Linked DNA regions of Homo sapiens: region 2 is linked to region 1. The links are chromatin loops, found by intact Hi-C in ENCODE. Cell type or tissue: adrenal gland. All regions are shown on one strand.

What was found. Hi-C counts contacts between places; a loop is a spot of excess contacts. Peaks named below come from ENCODE experiments on the same cell type or tissue, not always from the same donor. Only the 100,000 strongest peaks of a DNase experiment are listed, where the experiment ranks them.
Region 2: it touches region 1 in a loop (4-fold over the local background); 51 of 110 quality-filtered maps call a loop at or near these places.

What each region holds. Positions count from the first base shown.
Region 1 is chr14:87,893,215-87,901,214 of GRCh38, forward strand. No RefSeq gene overlaps it. Among named protein-coding and RNA genes, the nearest start is that of GALC, 96 kb to the right of the region's middle. In adrenal gland, CTCF peaks have their summits at 3,403 (motif pointing left) and 3,603; no DNase peak of the experiment used is centred here; H3K27ac peaks cover 779 bases.
Region 2 is chr14:87,801,725-87,809,724 of GRCh38, forward strand. No RefSeq gene overlaps it. Among named protein-coding and RNA genes, the nearest start is that of LINC02330, 150 kb to the left of the region's middle. In adrenal gland, a CTCF peak has its summit at 3,697 (motif pointing right); a DNase peak (open chromatin) is centred at 3,687.

The sequences.
Region 1 (8,000 bases):
TCATGCCTGTAATCCCAGCACTTTGGGAGGCCAAGGCGGGCGGATCACATGAGGTCAGAAGTTCGAGCCCAGCCTGACCAACATGGTGAAACCCCATCTCTACTAAAAATACAAAACTTAGCCAGGCATGGTGGTACATACCTGTAATCCCAGCTACTCAGGAGGCTGAGGCAGGAGAATCACTTGAACCCGGGAAGCGGAGGTTGCAGTGAGCTGAGATGGAGCCAATGCATTCCAGCCTGGGTGACAGAGCGAGACTCTGTCAAAAAAAAAAAGAAAGAAAGAAATTAGATAGCACATATGAAGTGCTTAGCCTAGCCCATTGTATGCCCACAGAAGACCCTATTTTGTAGATAGAAAAACTGAAGTTCAGAGAAGTTAAGTGATTTACCCAAGGACATATGACTGCTAAGCACAACCAGGACTAAAACCCAAGTCTTCTAAATCCCAGGACCGCACTCTTCACTATAATATCTTGTCTCTCCCTTTCCTTTCATAATCATGATTCTTTCGTGCTCTGGGTTTAAATCAAGCTGAATCTTTTTGTCCTTTAAGCAATTATAAATGTAATTCCTCGTGCCATGCCCACTCCAGTCATTCAGTAAAGATTACAGTTTCTATAAACCACAAAGTCTTCTTGTCCAAATTCTTTTACGAGAACCTTTATCCCAAGAAGTAACTCATCTTACTGCCTAACAGCAAAGCAGTTCTGTCAAGATAATACCTTCCCTAAATAAAACACCAAGGACATTTAAAGATAGAAGACACAGCAGCCCCCACCAGCAGCCACCAAACTGCTGACTCCCCCAAGTCTACCGTGTTTTGTTCCTGGGTTATCTTTGCTTAGTGAGACAGACCCTAATAGCTTACAGTTATTGTAAATAAATAAACTGAGTGCCCTGTAGATTGCAAAGCTGCCTTGGGACCTCACTTCTGCCTCATTATATTTGTTGCATTTATCCAACCATCTCAGAAAGTGGTTCTCCTTAAAATTATGGGATGCAGAATAAAAAACCCATCAGGATTTAATGACCATATTTCAGTGTCTGATTCCTTAAAGGAACTTGGCTTTTTCAGCATTTTTGCAATCATTCGAACTAGGAGGAGATTGAAAAGGTAGAGCAAGTTTTGTTTTTTTAAAAAAACTACCACAAACCATCCTTCAACATTAAACTATTGATAGGGAGAATGGAGAAGGGATGGACAGCCATGAGTGAGGAGGTTTGGAGAATATTTAAAAAGACAATCTCTCAGTCTAATAAAATACAATTAACTGAATTTCGTGAAGGCTTCTATAAAAAATACACAAAGCATCAATATTAGGCATAAAACCCAAAAGTGGGTTGTTATCTCTAAACCAGAGAAAGCATTTCATTAGTCTGGAGGATTTTATACTCCCGTTGGGAAAATTGCTTTTCCTTCACTCCCCTCTTTTGCTGACTACAGAAACTCAATTGAAAAGTCAATCATCAAAGTCACTTAGCAAATGTCAAAAGGTGCTGCCTCTTTCTAAATATATTTGCTTCCTGGTGGAAAATTCAGGCCCTAGAAACCCCGGCACCTTTCCTCCATGTTGGCTCACAATTTTCCATCATTGTGCCGTTTTTTACTCTTTACGGTTTGTTGTTGTCGTTTGTCTATTTTTGTTGTTGTTGGAAACAGAAAGCCCATTTTATAAGGTTGTGGGCAACAGCTTTTCTCTTTAACATTTCAGTGTTCTTTCACAGTCACTGCACCCGTAAGAGCACCCATTGCCCAGGTTATAAACAAGCATCACACTCCAAACCCACTCATGGCAGCAAGAAAGGCCTTCTCACATTTTATCCTTGGACATGCCTGTTGCTTAATTTACACTCTGCCCGGTAACAATGGTGGTTTCGTTTAAGACCTTACCAACCACAGATCAACAAGGCGTACCCCCTCCTTCTTCAACTCACTAAAACACAAGTCGAGCAGATACACACAGTGCACAAAGGCCCTGGGAGCAGAATTTGAAGATCAGGCACAAACAGTCCAAGCGGGAGCTTATAGAAGCATCTGAAAACCTTGAGTCATAAATGACTGAACTGGAAAGAGCATGATATAAGAGTACTGTCTGGGTACCAAACCAGGCTTCTAGTCAACAGTAGCCACAGTAAAATGGCAATTTACTGGACCTCTGATGTGCACTTGATATATGCTTTACCACTCTACCTCTGGATTCTCTTTTTACTGGCTAGCTATGTAAGCTGGGGCAGACTGCCTCTTTTTTGAACATAGGGTTGTGAAATTCATATATGATATATCTGAACATGCTTTATTAACCAAGTACTTTAAAAAGGAAAGAATTACCTTGCCAAATCTAGGAGGGTGACTTGTGCTGCTGGTTGTCCAGTCTGTGTGTATATTCAATTATCTAACTAATAAATTAACCAGATTGACTGTCTACAATTTCTCATTTACTCTATCTTGGCTATGTGGATGTGTCCTAAAGATGACAGATGGTGACAATAGCAGACAGCTGCAGTGGGGACCTGGTTCCCTCGTGAACATGGCTGGCTTCAGTCTTCTCTGAATAATCCTTAAACTTGGAAAGTCAACACTGTTGCTTTCCAGCCCAAACTTTTTGGCTGTTTGTAGACCACCCAGCTATTTTCAAAAGAACTTTCCATAATCCATAGGATAGATATCTCAACCTTGAAAGGACTTGTGAAGAATTTACTTTGTACTAAGGTGTGCACTTCATTTATGAGTCATAATATATTCCACTAGAGTGCAACCTCCATCAAAGTCTTGTTCTGCGTTCCCGACAGCTCACACATGACCTGCACTCAGTAAAAACATAATTATTTAACATATTGCATCCATGAAATATCAAAAATTGGGGGTTGTCACTAATATTAAATTATAGAAGAAGAAACTGCTGACTGCCTATAACTGAGTGAAAATCATGATAGAAGAATAATTAGTAGGATCACAGCCGTGCGGCTGATGATTTAGATTACAGCCATTTAATAAGTAAACATTCCCTGCCCTTTGAAGAATGCAGTTTTAGTTTAGCCAGGCAAAAGCTGAGATAGGCCAAGAAGAGGTGATGGTAGACAACAAAGGGCTTTCAGCTGTACATTAAACCTGCTTAAATCACATACGATTTAAGTAACGATAGTAAGAATTATAGTAAGAATGGCAGTATGATACTGTATACAATAGTATTCAGAATTCTATATTAGTTTTATATACACCTATATAGAGAGAGATATATATTCTGTAGTTTAGAATTCCTTAATAATAGATCTGTATCCATAAAATCTTTTGACTTCCAATCTCCATTCAGTGTAATAAATCCTCTTTTCTGTGCCTGAGAATGTGGGATACTTTAATCGTAGTCATGCTGCCATCTAGTGGACATATCTTAGACCTGAGGGTCTTCTGTCTTCTGGAAATTGTCAGGAAAGAATTAGAAGTTTTAAGGTTCATGTCTGACATCTATTTTTCTGTAGGAGACTAATTTTTTGAATACCTCTATAGATTTCTCTTAGTTTGGATCAGAGTATTTTTCACACTATTCCTCCTGTCTTAGTAGAAAGATATTTTCAAATGTGTCAGTCACACTCAGTGAGCTGAAAGAGAATTTCTGTTTTCTGCTTTTGTTTAAAAATGAGAAGAGTGTGACAAGAGAAAATGTGTCCCCCTGGAAAGAAGTGCCATCAGACCAGCAATAGCCTGCCTCCTTTTTTTAGATCCATGCTGTATATCTTTGAGGGACGAGGCCTCAAACAGACACACTGACAGGTCACTTCGTTTTGTTTTTTTCTTTCTGTTGTTTTCCTGAGACAATTATGAACACCCCTGTGTGACAAACACACTCCTATTTGAACAGCGACATTTTACTTTAGTCCTTCACCAGCAAGTGCGACAGAGGAAATGAAGGACAAAGCAAAGAATCTGGCTTCTTTCTCGGCTGTGAGGCCTGAATGAGTCACTTCTTTTCTCTGACCTCGGTTTCTCCCTCTGCTCAATGAATAGCGGCATTAGGCAATCTTTAAAGCACCTCCTTGCCCAAAAGCACATTAAGATATATCATATGTGAGTTAAACACCCTATAAACAAAGCCCATACTATGCAAAGCACGTGCAAACAAAATACAATTGCAAGATTTCCCTCATTTTACCCTTCTCTGTTGGTTATCAGGTCCTCAATGCTATCTGAAAAGTCCCGGAGAGAAGGGTTGCCTCTGTCTATTCAGTGGGCAGTTGACACGTAGGATTCATAATTCTGAGCCCTTCATTCACTGGAGGGCATGGATCTTAATTTTGGAGGGCACATTGGAATCACCTGGAGAGCTTTTAAAATACTGACGTTTGGGATCCACCCAGATTTAATTGGTAGGGGGTGCTTCTGGGACTTTGAAGTAGTCTTAAAGTTCTCCAAGTGATTGCAATTTGCAGTAAAGCTTGAGGCCCACTGGTCTACAGAAAATAAAACACAGAAGCCTTAGATAATGAAATGAATCTTTCCAGGGAAGAGCAGGAGAGCAAGGCACCGGCACCGAGTCGCTCATCCTCATATGACCCGCTTCTGGCTTCCTTTAACCCTTTTGCTTCCACGGGTAAATTTCAAACACTGTTACTTGGTTTCTTAATCTATCTGCATGTGCTCCACTAACTCGTTTTTTGCTAAAGGAGGAAAAATAGAAGCTAAAGGGAATATTAAATTCTCCTTGCTAAAGGCTTTTTAAGTGCCATAGATATTTTAAAGAGAAAAGGGAATTTAGAGATCATCTATTCCAAGTCCTTGATTTGACAGGCAAAGACATAAACCAGGAAAGATCAATAGCTGGATATGGGCTATGATATGCTCTGTATAAGCAGGACTCCTTGCTACCACTTTTACGTACATCATATCATTAACTCTTCACTATAGTCTTACAAGATGGTCATTTTACAACCATGTGGAGATTTCATGAGATTAAGCCAACACTGGTAACTGGAAACCTGAACTTGAATCTAGGCCCTTCCAGCTCCTCTGTACATGCAAAGTCCTGGTCCCACAGGTCATGGATGGCCAGGTGAGACCAGAAGACTACAAGCTTACAAAATAGCTATCATTTTTTGAGAACGTACTAGATACCAGACTTGAGCTCAGCACTCTGCATGCATTATCTCATTTAACCCAAACAATAATACTCATAGGATTAATTAACCTACCTACTTTTACACACAAGCAATCTGCAGCCCAGAGAGGTAATTTGCCCAAGATCAGAGAGCTAACAAGAAACAGAGCTGAGGGCCTGTTCAGCCTTCAAAGCCCATGGAGGAATTTTCCCTTATATTATATGACTCATTCCTAACACAGCCAAGCCCATAGGGAGTATCAGTAACACAAAAGTTTGGTAAAGTTTTCTTCCTCATTTCGCAGTGCAAGCATGCCCAAATACTTCATTTGGGTAATTTATATTAGTGGAAAGCGCTTAAAATCAGATTACACTTTTCTCTTTGCCTATCTCTAAAATGCATTTAATAGGCCACAGGTAAACTATGTGATACTTATTAAAATGTACTTTTAGTGCATTCTAAATAGCTGTGATAGCTTCACTGTGAATTTTAAATTTGCACTGCATTTATTTTTACTCTGGAAATACAATTTATATGATTCTTCCCTAATATATTTCTTACCTGATTTGTATTTGATGGCTCAGTCTCAGCAACTGATACATACTAATGATGATATATACTACAGTGGACTAGGGAAAGGGTAGTGTCGATCCCCTCCAAACAGAACATGGGGTGTGATAAGATTAATTCACTTCTGCAAAGCCTTTTAAGGCTCAGAAAAGCACTGTACTAGTGTTTTGTTGTTTAGCATTTCAGAAACTTACATGAAGATAGAATATGTCTTATACAACTAGTGTCCTAGTACTTTTATGTAAACCAAGTTGCTTCATTAAATTACACTTTTAATGTCCTAAGTGAAAATCCTATTGAAAGGGCCAGATATCCCAAGCCATTGCATAAAACCACACACTTACCTCTTACCATTTTGTCTGCTAAAATTAGATTAAAGTGTCTCTGATAAAGGAAGAGATGAAAAGTTGTCATAAAATGGCAACTGGAGAGGAATAAAGGCAAAGGAACAATCTGGATTATTTGCTTTGTTGAGAGTGGAGAACAGCTATGGTTGGATAAAAATCTATTAGCCTCAGGCATGTGTGTTTTACCAAGAGTTAATGGAGCTTGCAGAATGTGTAACCAGCATCACCATGCCCTTTATGATCTAGATAAGATTGGCTCTAACTCCCATTTCATCTCAGCTCCCCCCCCAGAAGATTTCTGTGTATTCATGCCTTTCTACTGCCTCTGATTTAAAATCCTGCTTCTGCAAAATTCACTCTATTTCTGTATTATCTCCTCATCCATTCCCTGTTCTGCACTGCAGCGACCCTCCTAAGGAGAAGCTCAGGTCTCTCCATCTACACAAACCATTCTCTGTCTTTCTGTTTCTGTCTCTGTCTCTTTCTGTGTGTCTCCCTCTCTCTCACACACACATACACATATTCACCACATGTATACACACATGCTTACATTCACACACATCCATGCACACATACGTGTACACATACACATGCACATCACTTACAGAAGCTGTGCATTTGGGTGAGAATTTCAGAAAACTGCAAGAGGTGGAACAGTTACATGACTAAAATGCAGGTCCTTCAAATTGACCATTTATCATCTCCAGGCACATTCCTTGGCCCTCCTTTCCACTAACAGGAGCACTTCACTAGCCTCTGGCCACCACACTAGCTCCTCTCTCTTTTCTCCATGTTCCTAACACTCAAGATCTAATGCACAACAATTTTGAAATTCCTTTGGTTGTCTTAACTCCTGCAAGCCCTCAGTTCTCCCCGTCACATCCCCAAATGACTTGTCAAGATACTTTCCTAAAATAGTTCCCATCTTGAGAATAATTCTGGTAGCAGGTGTGAAAATAGTACATTATTCTACCACCTACAAAACTCTTTCTTCCCTACCTACTTTTTTTGCGACTGGATGTCTAGTAGCTAGGACAATAAACAAATACTGTACTCTGTTTTGATAAAGCCCAGTAACAAAAATGATCATTAAATAATTTTAAAAACAATCCATCTTTATGAGCATCTCCCTAATCTAAATACTTTCCTGGTCTGAGCTGTGTTGAACACACACAGGGCATACCTGTATATTCTCTGGCTTGGAACCCAAACCATCTAGAGGCCCCATCAATTCTGTGGCTCTCAGTTGTACTCAGGGACAGCCGATCATCCACCAACCACAAGATTTGAAGCCTAGAGCACAGATAGATGTTCAATAATCCAAGAAGACCATTGACAGGAGGTGCCAAGAGCATAAGTACACGTCAAAACAGGGGCCTGCCGAAAACTGTCCTTGGCGGGAACTGGAGAAAGCCAAGCCAAATGGTGGGGATTTCAAGATAATTCAGCAGAAGTGGCATGGAGGGAACAGCTGGAGTGTCACTTTCAAACTTTCATGTCTCACACCAACACCCAAATCGAATAGGGCAGGAAAAAATAGAACAAAGTCATCAGCAGATGCAAGCCCAAAGAGCTAAATGTCATCTTTGCTGTGGCAAAAAGAGAAGAGAGGAAGAAGGGGATGGATTTCCTGGATCCATAATCTTAAACATGGGGCCAATTCTGGGTTAAAAACACTCAAGGTGATGCGCAAAAAAAGCCTGCTGCCTCCATCACCACCGTCTTCTGCTTTGATCTTTCCTTGGCCAGGCCATTCTCTCTCGCCTCTGCCCACTCTCCTCTCACCCCACATTTGCCCATAAATACACATACTCACACGCTCATGGAAGACCAGTCCTGTAACTTTTACCTCCATATGAAAGCCACGATGCTTCCTACACCTCTCAGGCGTACCTGTGCTTTTACCCTGTGAGAGGAAAAATGCCATATTGGCAGACACTTCAAGATTTCATCCCTCCTTCCCAGGGAATAGGGTAAAGGGATGTGCAGG
Region 2 (8,000 bases), 91 kb before region 1:
TTGCTCAGGCAGCCGCCTTAGGGATAATGAGTAGAAATCGAATTTTTAGTAAGGTACCTCTGTATGTATTAATATCATATTTTAAATTTTCCTTACTATAACCCCTATTTTATTTCATCACTTCCTTTATAATGAGAATAACTGCCTTTTACCTTGTCCCCTACATCCACACACATATTTATAGAGTTATTTATCCCCTAAGTCCTCTTAACCCAAGACTGAACATGTGAAATTCACTTCCCTCTTCCTCAAGGGTCTTGTTTTTGAAACATTTCATCATTTTGTTGCTTTCCACTGTGCTTCCCTGAGTATCTTACCATGGGGGAATTTATTTCAAATTGCATCACTCACGGAAGACAATTCTAGGGAAAAAAATGTCAGGTCAACACTGAAGGCTCACTTGATCCTTCACATCTTCAAGTGGCCTTGCTCTTATTAATGGATTGTCGTGAATGATCTTTTACAATTTTGCCCCAAAGGTCAAGAAGAGAAAATTCAATAAGTAGTAAAACACTATAAGTGGAAATCACTACGTATGTTTGCATTAAGCCAGATGTTTAATAGATAAATGTCAGATGAAGAAAAACTCAAGAATATTATAGGTAGATTCCACTGTAATCTTTTTACCACATTTGCACCAAGATTGGTTCTCAAGTATAAAATCAAAATGAAAAACAGCAAACATCACTTGCTCAGAGCAAAAGACACATTTAATAATAAACATCAAGGAGGTTTCACAATAAAGTCAATGGCAATATCTCAGGACTGAAGGTAAAAAGACTTTCATACTGTGTTCAGTATCCTACAATGGCTTTGTATTCGCTACGTGGCCTTAGGCAAATTACTTAAAATTTCTGAGTGTCAGTTACTTCATCTGTAAAATAAGAGGCAATAGGATTGGCCTATTATTTTAAGGATTGACTGACACATGGATATAACACTATATCTGGGACACAGTGGGTACTCAATCAGTGGTTATGTCATTATCATTACCATAAGTCTTTTCTAACATGTGAGAAGGTGCATAGTACAGTATGAGGTAGATAGTGCCTACGTATTTTCCTAAACTATGAAATCTTTGCCCTTTGCCTTCACATGCTTCATGCAGCCTTTTAACATACAGGTGAAAAAGCTAATGAGTAATGAAGTGAATTTAAAAAACAAGGTGTTTGAGAGGATGCAGCCAGGATGCCCATTTTATTGTCATCTCAAAGTTTAAAAACTTAGTGTTAGGAAAATGCATTTGACATTGGAATCAGGGCATCTCTTGCTTCAAGTAGAATTCTGTGTGTGTTGGGCCTTTATAGAGCTCTTGAGGATCTTATTATAAGATGACATCATCTTTATCTTGCTTCCACAGACAACTCCTACAATGCTGTTTTCTGAGGCTCCAGAGTATAATCTATGCATTTTCTGCCTGCCAAGAAATTCAGCTCTTTCCTCCCTCAAGTTGCTCAATAACTAAATTGATGATTCTACTAATTTGGGCACCACCCTGTGTCTTTATTAGGACCTGCTCTCCATCGCATGTCTTAAAAGTATTGAAAAAGTCATAAGGGGTTGACATTGGAAACCACACTGTCTTGTTCCATACTACATTCTAAACATTTGCTGTCAAGGTTAAAGAGAAACTAATGAGAAATCTAAAACTCAGGGGAAAAGGCTTTCAAAAGACCTGAATCATTAGGGTACTCTGTTTAAAGCCCCATCTTTTGTTCATAATAAAAATTAGACCTTTTTTTGTCACGTTACAGAAACAATACATGTTCACTGTAGAAAACTAAATGCAGATAAGACAAAAGAAGGTAAAAACACCAATAATTTTACACACAAGTTGGGAATCCATGATTAACCTTAGGGGTGATTTATGTACATCATATATATATAAATTTATGGCCACTCTGCTTTGGGGTAAGTTGTTCTGTAGCAATAGACAGCTGGAACAAGTAGCAAGCAAGTTTCTATTATGTTGGTGTTTTAGTCAAGAATCTACTGAGGAACTGAACCAATAGGATACACACACATATGCATGCACACACACATATAGCTATAGCAGGGGGATTTATTATAAAGAACTGGCTCACAGGATTATGAAGACTGAGAAGTCCCACGATTTGCCCTCTCCAAGCTGGAGACCTAGGAAAGTTGGTGGTATAATTCATCTGTGCCCAAACGCCTGAGAACTGGGGAGCCAGTGGTGTAAATCCAAGTCTAAGAGCTGGAGATGACATGAGATGTACCAGCTCAAGAAGTGAGGCAGCAATCATGTGTGCATATGTGTGTCTTTAGGAGTACTGTATATATCAAGATAAAAGGGGCATTAACGAGTACTATCCAAGTGTGGCCATTTTCCCATTTGGGGAGAAGGTCAAGAAAGAGATGAACAAGTACCTTTCCCTAGGTTGGATGGATGTAGAGGACTTGAGCTATCAGGCTCTGCTTTTGCAGATTTCCTGTCTGCACTGCAGTCTCTGTGTGACAACTCACAATGGTTACAGTCTACTGTATATAACAGCCTTGCAGTTAAGGGAGGAGACCACCCCGATATTGTCTTATGCCCAATTTCTGCCTCCGAAGAAAAAAAGAAGTAAAAACTAAAAGGCAGAAATGAAACCCACAGGCAGACAGCCCGGCGCCACACCCTGGGGCTAGTAGTTAAAGATCAACCCCTGACCTAATCGGTTATGCTATCTATAGATTACAGACATTGTATGGAAAAATCCCTGTCCTGTTCTGTTCCATTCTAATTACCGGTGCAGGTGCATGCAGCCCCCAGTCATGTACCCCCTGCTTGCTCAATCAATCATGACCCTCTCACACGGACCCCCTTAGAGTTGTAAGCCCTTAAAAGGGACAGGAATTGCTCACTCGGGGAGCTCAGTTTTTGGAGACGTGAGTCTGTCAATGCTCCCAGCTGAATAAAGCCCTTTCCTTCTACAGTTCGGTGTCTAAGGAGTTCTTGTCTGCGGCTCGTCCTGCTACACAGTAAGTGGTGCCTTGGAGGAATGATGAGAGCCATGAAAGGAGAAAAGCTTTGGTTCCACCAATTCTCCTCCAAGGAACAATGGTAGTAACAGTAGCACAACTAGCAAAGGTGTTTTTCCCAGAGCTCCAAAAGCTCACCAGCAAAGAGACTCCACGGCAGAGCAGAAAGCAGCGATCAGTGGTCAGGAAAGAGCAGAGGTGCTGTGTGCAGCATGTTGGATGAAGGCAAAGATGTGAGAAAACATTCTCGTTTTTTGAAAAGAAAAACACAGAAGGGAAGTCATATTGTGAAGATGTAAAGAGAAGCTAAATCCTCTTATTGTCTGAATAAAGCATAGCCACAGACTATGGCCTAACTAGGTGGCCAGCACCAGCGTTTCACATACATTTTTAACTTAAAATTCAACTGCTTTCTGAAAATTTAAGTGGCTGTTCTATAGTACTGTGGTACACTGTTTACAAAGACAGCCACCATCAATCCTTTCCCTCCCTGTAAGCTCATGCTGTGTCATGGATCAGAAGGTAGAGTCTTTTTCCTCTCCCCTTAAACCTGAGTGGCTTTGTGACTTGCCTTGACCAATAGAATGCAGTGGAAGCGACACTGTGGCAATTTGGGTACCTACTACCCCTAGACAAAGACTACCAGGAGCATCACCTGTAGTCAGACAACATTGGGTTATTGACTAGCTGTAGTGAGGGGGAATGTGCACCAGGGGGCGCTGTGCAGTGTCTCGGTGAGAGGGTGTTACGTGGAGAGCTTGGGCTTGTGGTAGGCGATTTGGAGAGTTCAAGGAAGTGTGTCCTTTTTTCTGGAATGGATGCTGTCAGGCAGTGGGAGCAATTCTGTGATTGAGTATCTTAATTTTTATCTAGAAGGCAGAAAGAATGGAATGAGACACATTATAATTGGTAAAGAGGCAGTAGTCATTCATATGAGTCATAATGTTCTTGTTTTTATCTGTATTTGGACATGATTATGGAGTGATCTTTGTTCCAGCTTGGTCACAGAATAACTTTGTCTGATGTCATTCTTCAGTAGAAATGTTTGTGTTTACTAGAAAAAACAAACAAACAAAAACATGATCTAGTAGTGAGTACAAGGACAGCTCCAAGTAACACCACCGTTTAGCTGATAGTACCCAGCCAGCATTCCATGTCAAGATTGTTTCTCTTTTGTAAGAGCATAAACTTTAACAGGACTGACAACCTCCAATTTCACTTGGGATAAGCCAGCCACAGTGTAAAAAGTCCAACTATTTTGAGACCACCATGCTAGGAAGAAGCTCACACTAGCTATATGGATAAATCATGCCAAAGAAAACCATGAATCCCAGCTGAAAACAAAAACTAAGTTGCCAATCAAATGGCTGTTGTCAAGCCATCCCAGCAACCCCCTTTTGAGCTATCTCAGCTGACACTTTAGCTATCACAGAGCAGAGAGAAACAAGCTCTCCTTGATATGGCTTAATGAAATTCCTGGTCCACAGAATCCTGAGAAATAAAATGGCTATTGTTTATGGCCGCTATACTCTGGGGTAAATTATTCTACAGCGATAGATAGCTGAAACAAGTAGCAAGTAAGTTTATATCATTGTATTAGCCTGTTTTTACACTGCTATAAGGAATACCTGAGACTGGGTAATTTATGAATGAAAGAGGTTTAATTGACTCACAGTTCCAGATGGCTGGGGAGGCCTCAGGAAACTTACAATCATGGCAGAAGGCAATGGGTAAGCAAGGCATGTCTCCCCACAGTGGCAAGAGAGAGCATGAAGGAGGAACTGCCAAACACGTAAAAAACTATTAGATCTCATGAGAACTCACTATCATGAGAACAGCATGGGGAAAACCGCCCCCATGATCCAACCACCTCCCACCAGGTCCCTCCCTTGACACCTGGGGATTATAATTCGAGATGAGATTTGGGTGGGGACATAAAGCCAAATCATTTCCATCATGCTGGTGTATTACTCAAGAATCTTCAGAGAAACAAAACCAATAGGACACACACAAACACACACACAAACATATAGTGAAAGGATTTATTGTAAAGAATTGGCTCACCGATTATGAAGGCTCAGAAGTCCCACAATCTGCCCTCCCTAAGCTGAAGACTTAGGAAAGTTGGTGTAATTCATCTGTGCCCACAGGCCTGAGAACCAGGGAGCCAATTGTATAAACCCAAGTCTAAGGGCAGGATATAAGATGAGATGCACCAGCTCAAGAAGTGAAACGGGAAAAAAAGGGAGGGAGGCAGATTCCTCCTTCCTCTGCCTTTTGTTCTATTCAGGGCCTCAACAGATTGGATGACACCAGCCCTCCTTGGGGAAGGTAATCTGCTTTACTGGATCCACCAAGTCAGATGCTAATCTCTTCTAGAAACATTCTCAAAAGCCCAGAAATAATTTTTATCTCAGCACCTTGTGATCCAGTCAAGTTGACACATAAAATTAACCATCACAGCTGGTAAGATAGGCCTTGCTTAATTCAAAACTAAAGTGTTGGACACTGCAATCATCATTTAAAATTATGAAAAGATTCATCACAGGTTAATGCAAATAATCATCCCCTCCTCTTTATACCATAAGAGCAAATGTCAGTATATTATATGTCTGGGGAAGAGTATATCCTTATATTAATAACCTAACTTTATACCTCTGAAGATGTATATAAAGCCAAGCCAAAAAGCCTCCTAGCAACCTGTGTGAAATCACCCACACATCCCAAACTGTCAAGCCTAGGTTATCTCCAGGGTTGCTGTGGGGTTCTCTGATTCAGTCCAGACCAGCCCGAGGAGGAAGTTCTGAAGACTTCTAGAGAACATGCAAGAAATTGGAGCCAATATTTAGACCCATTCCAAGCAGGCCTGTTAGGATTGGGCCATCCCCAGAGCTGAGCCTGACCTCCAGCTCTGACCTGGAAGTGTCAGTGTCCAGTGGGCTTGACTCAGGTCAGAGCACATTGATCACATCAGAACAGCCACCCCATCCTACTTGAGAAGCCCTTCCTAGGGCCTCAGGAGAGAATGCATTCTCAATAGTCTTTAATTTCAGCACCAGCCCACCATAGCAGCCAACAGAGAACCATGGGGTCTCCAGTAAACCATCAGCTGGAGTGTTGGTTAAATTCTGGGGATAGCTGAGTTCTGTTGCAGCAGAAATAATGGAAAAAAACACCAGTATATTTCTCAATACTATGTTTTATTTATGACAGGAGCTTTTGCCCTTTGGACAAACTAAGTTATACAATAGCAAAAATGTGAAATAGGACACATTTCTAACACTTTTTTTTTTTGCCATTTCTTTGCTTCCCTTCATCCTTTCTGGGCTCTAGCACCAACTCTGTCATAGCATTAGCTCTACAAGGGCTTGCTCCCATGGTGGCGAGAGAGAGAGAGAGACAGCGAAGGCTTTGCCTACATGCTGTAGTTTAGCCTAGTCCAGTAGAAAAATAATGCAAGCTGCATATGGAATTTTAGATCTTCTAGTAGCCAAATTAAACTAAAAACAACAGATATAATTCATTTGAACACTGATATGGTTTGGCTCTGTGTCCCCACCCAAATCTCATCTTGTAGCTCCCATAATTTCCACATGTTGTGGGAGGGACCCAGTGGGAGATGATTGAATCAGGGGGCAGGTCTTCCCCGTGCTGTTCTCATGAAAGTGAATGGATCTCATGAGGTCTGATGGTTTTAAAAATGAGACTTCCCCTGCACAAGCCCTCTTCTCTTGTCTGCCACCATGTGAGACATGCCTTTCACCTTCCACCATGATTGTGAGGCCTCCCCAGCCATATGGAACTGTAAGTCCATTAAACCTCTTTCTTTTGTAATTTGCCCAGTCTAGGGTATGTCTTTATCAGCAGTGTGGAAACAGACTAATGCAAATACTGTTTATATAACTATGTCCAAAATTTTATCACTTCAACATCTAATCAATGTAAAACATTTAATAAAATATTTCACGTTTTGGGTTGTTGTTATAGAAATCCAACGTGTGTTTTACAACCACGTACAGCACATCTCAATTCAAACTATGACACATGCCAAGTCTTCAGTTGCCATACGTAACCATGACTACCATTTTGGACAGAACCTCTCTACTTAATTGTTACTTCTCTATCTAGTCTTCCATTTTTTGAATGATTAGCTAGTTACTCTGTCCAATGAATTAATCCAACAATGAAATAGATTCACCTTCAATGCAATACATTGGTATTAACAGGGGTATAGAATGCCTTGATAAAAATGTTCAGGATTATGGCAATCCATCAAATGCCTCTAGCGTTCTTCAAATCACACAGACGGCCTCCTATGCCTTCAGATGATATCATTGTGAAGGTAAAAATAAAAAGCCTGAGGAAAAAAAATTACAGAGCACAGAACTGATCCTAATTTGGCATAAAGTTGAGGTAATTTCCATTTCTAGGAGAATTTTTAGAGTAATAGGTAAATACATCCCTGAGAAAAAAAGAGGACAACCTTTCTGGGTCATAACAATGATGTACATTCTCACTTTTCTGAAAACTTATCTTAGCAGGAAAAAAAAAATCCTTAGGAAATTCTCCAGAGCAAAATGGTAATCAGCTGTTAAAAGCATAAATTAAAGAAGTCAAACTGAAAAGTATGGAAGGTGTCATATGGTTGTGAAAAGAGCATGGATTCCAGAATCAGACAGACCTGAATTCACAGTGTGAGTCATACGAAGATATCATATGGTTGTGAAAAGAGCACAGATTCTGGAATCAGATGGGCATAGATTTATGCTGTGAACTTGGGCAGATGCCTCCTTGGTACCAGATTCCAAGGGGAATTGGAGGGAATTGTGGGGAATGCCATTTCCCTTGCAACGTTACAGGGATTTAAATACGCCTGATACCATATGGGACCCTGAGTAGACAATACGTATTTACCTCCATATTATTTGAGTGAACGTCAATAATCTTTCTGATATAAATGCTGCTGAATTGGTCTGTGAAAACCTTAAGAATGAGACAAGTAAGCCATATTGCAT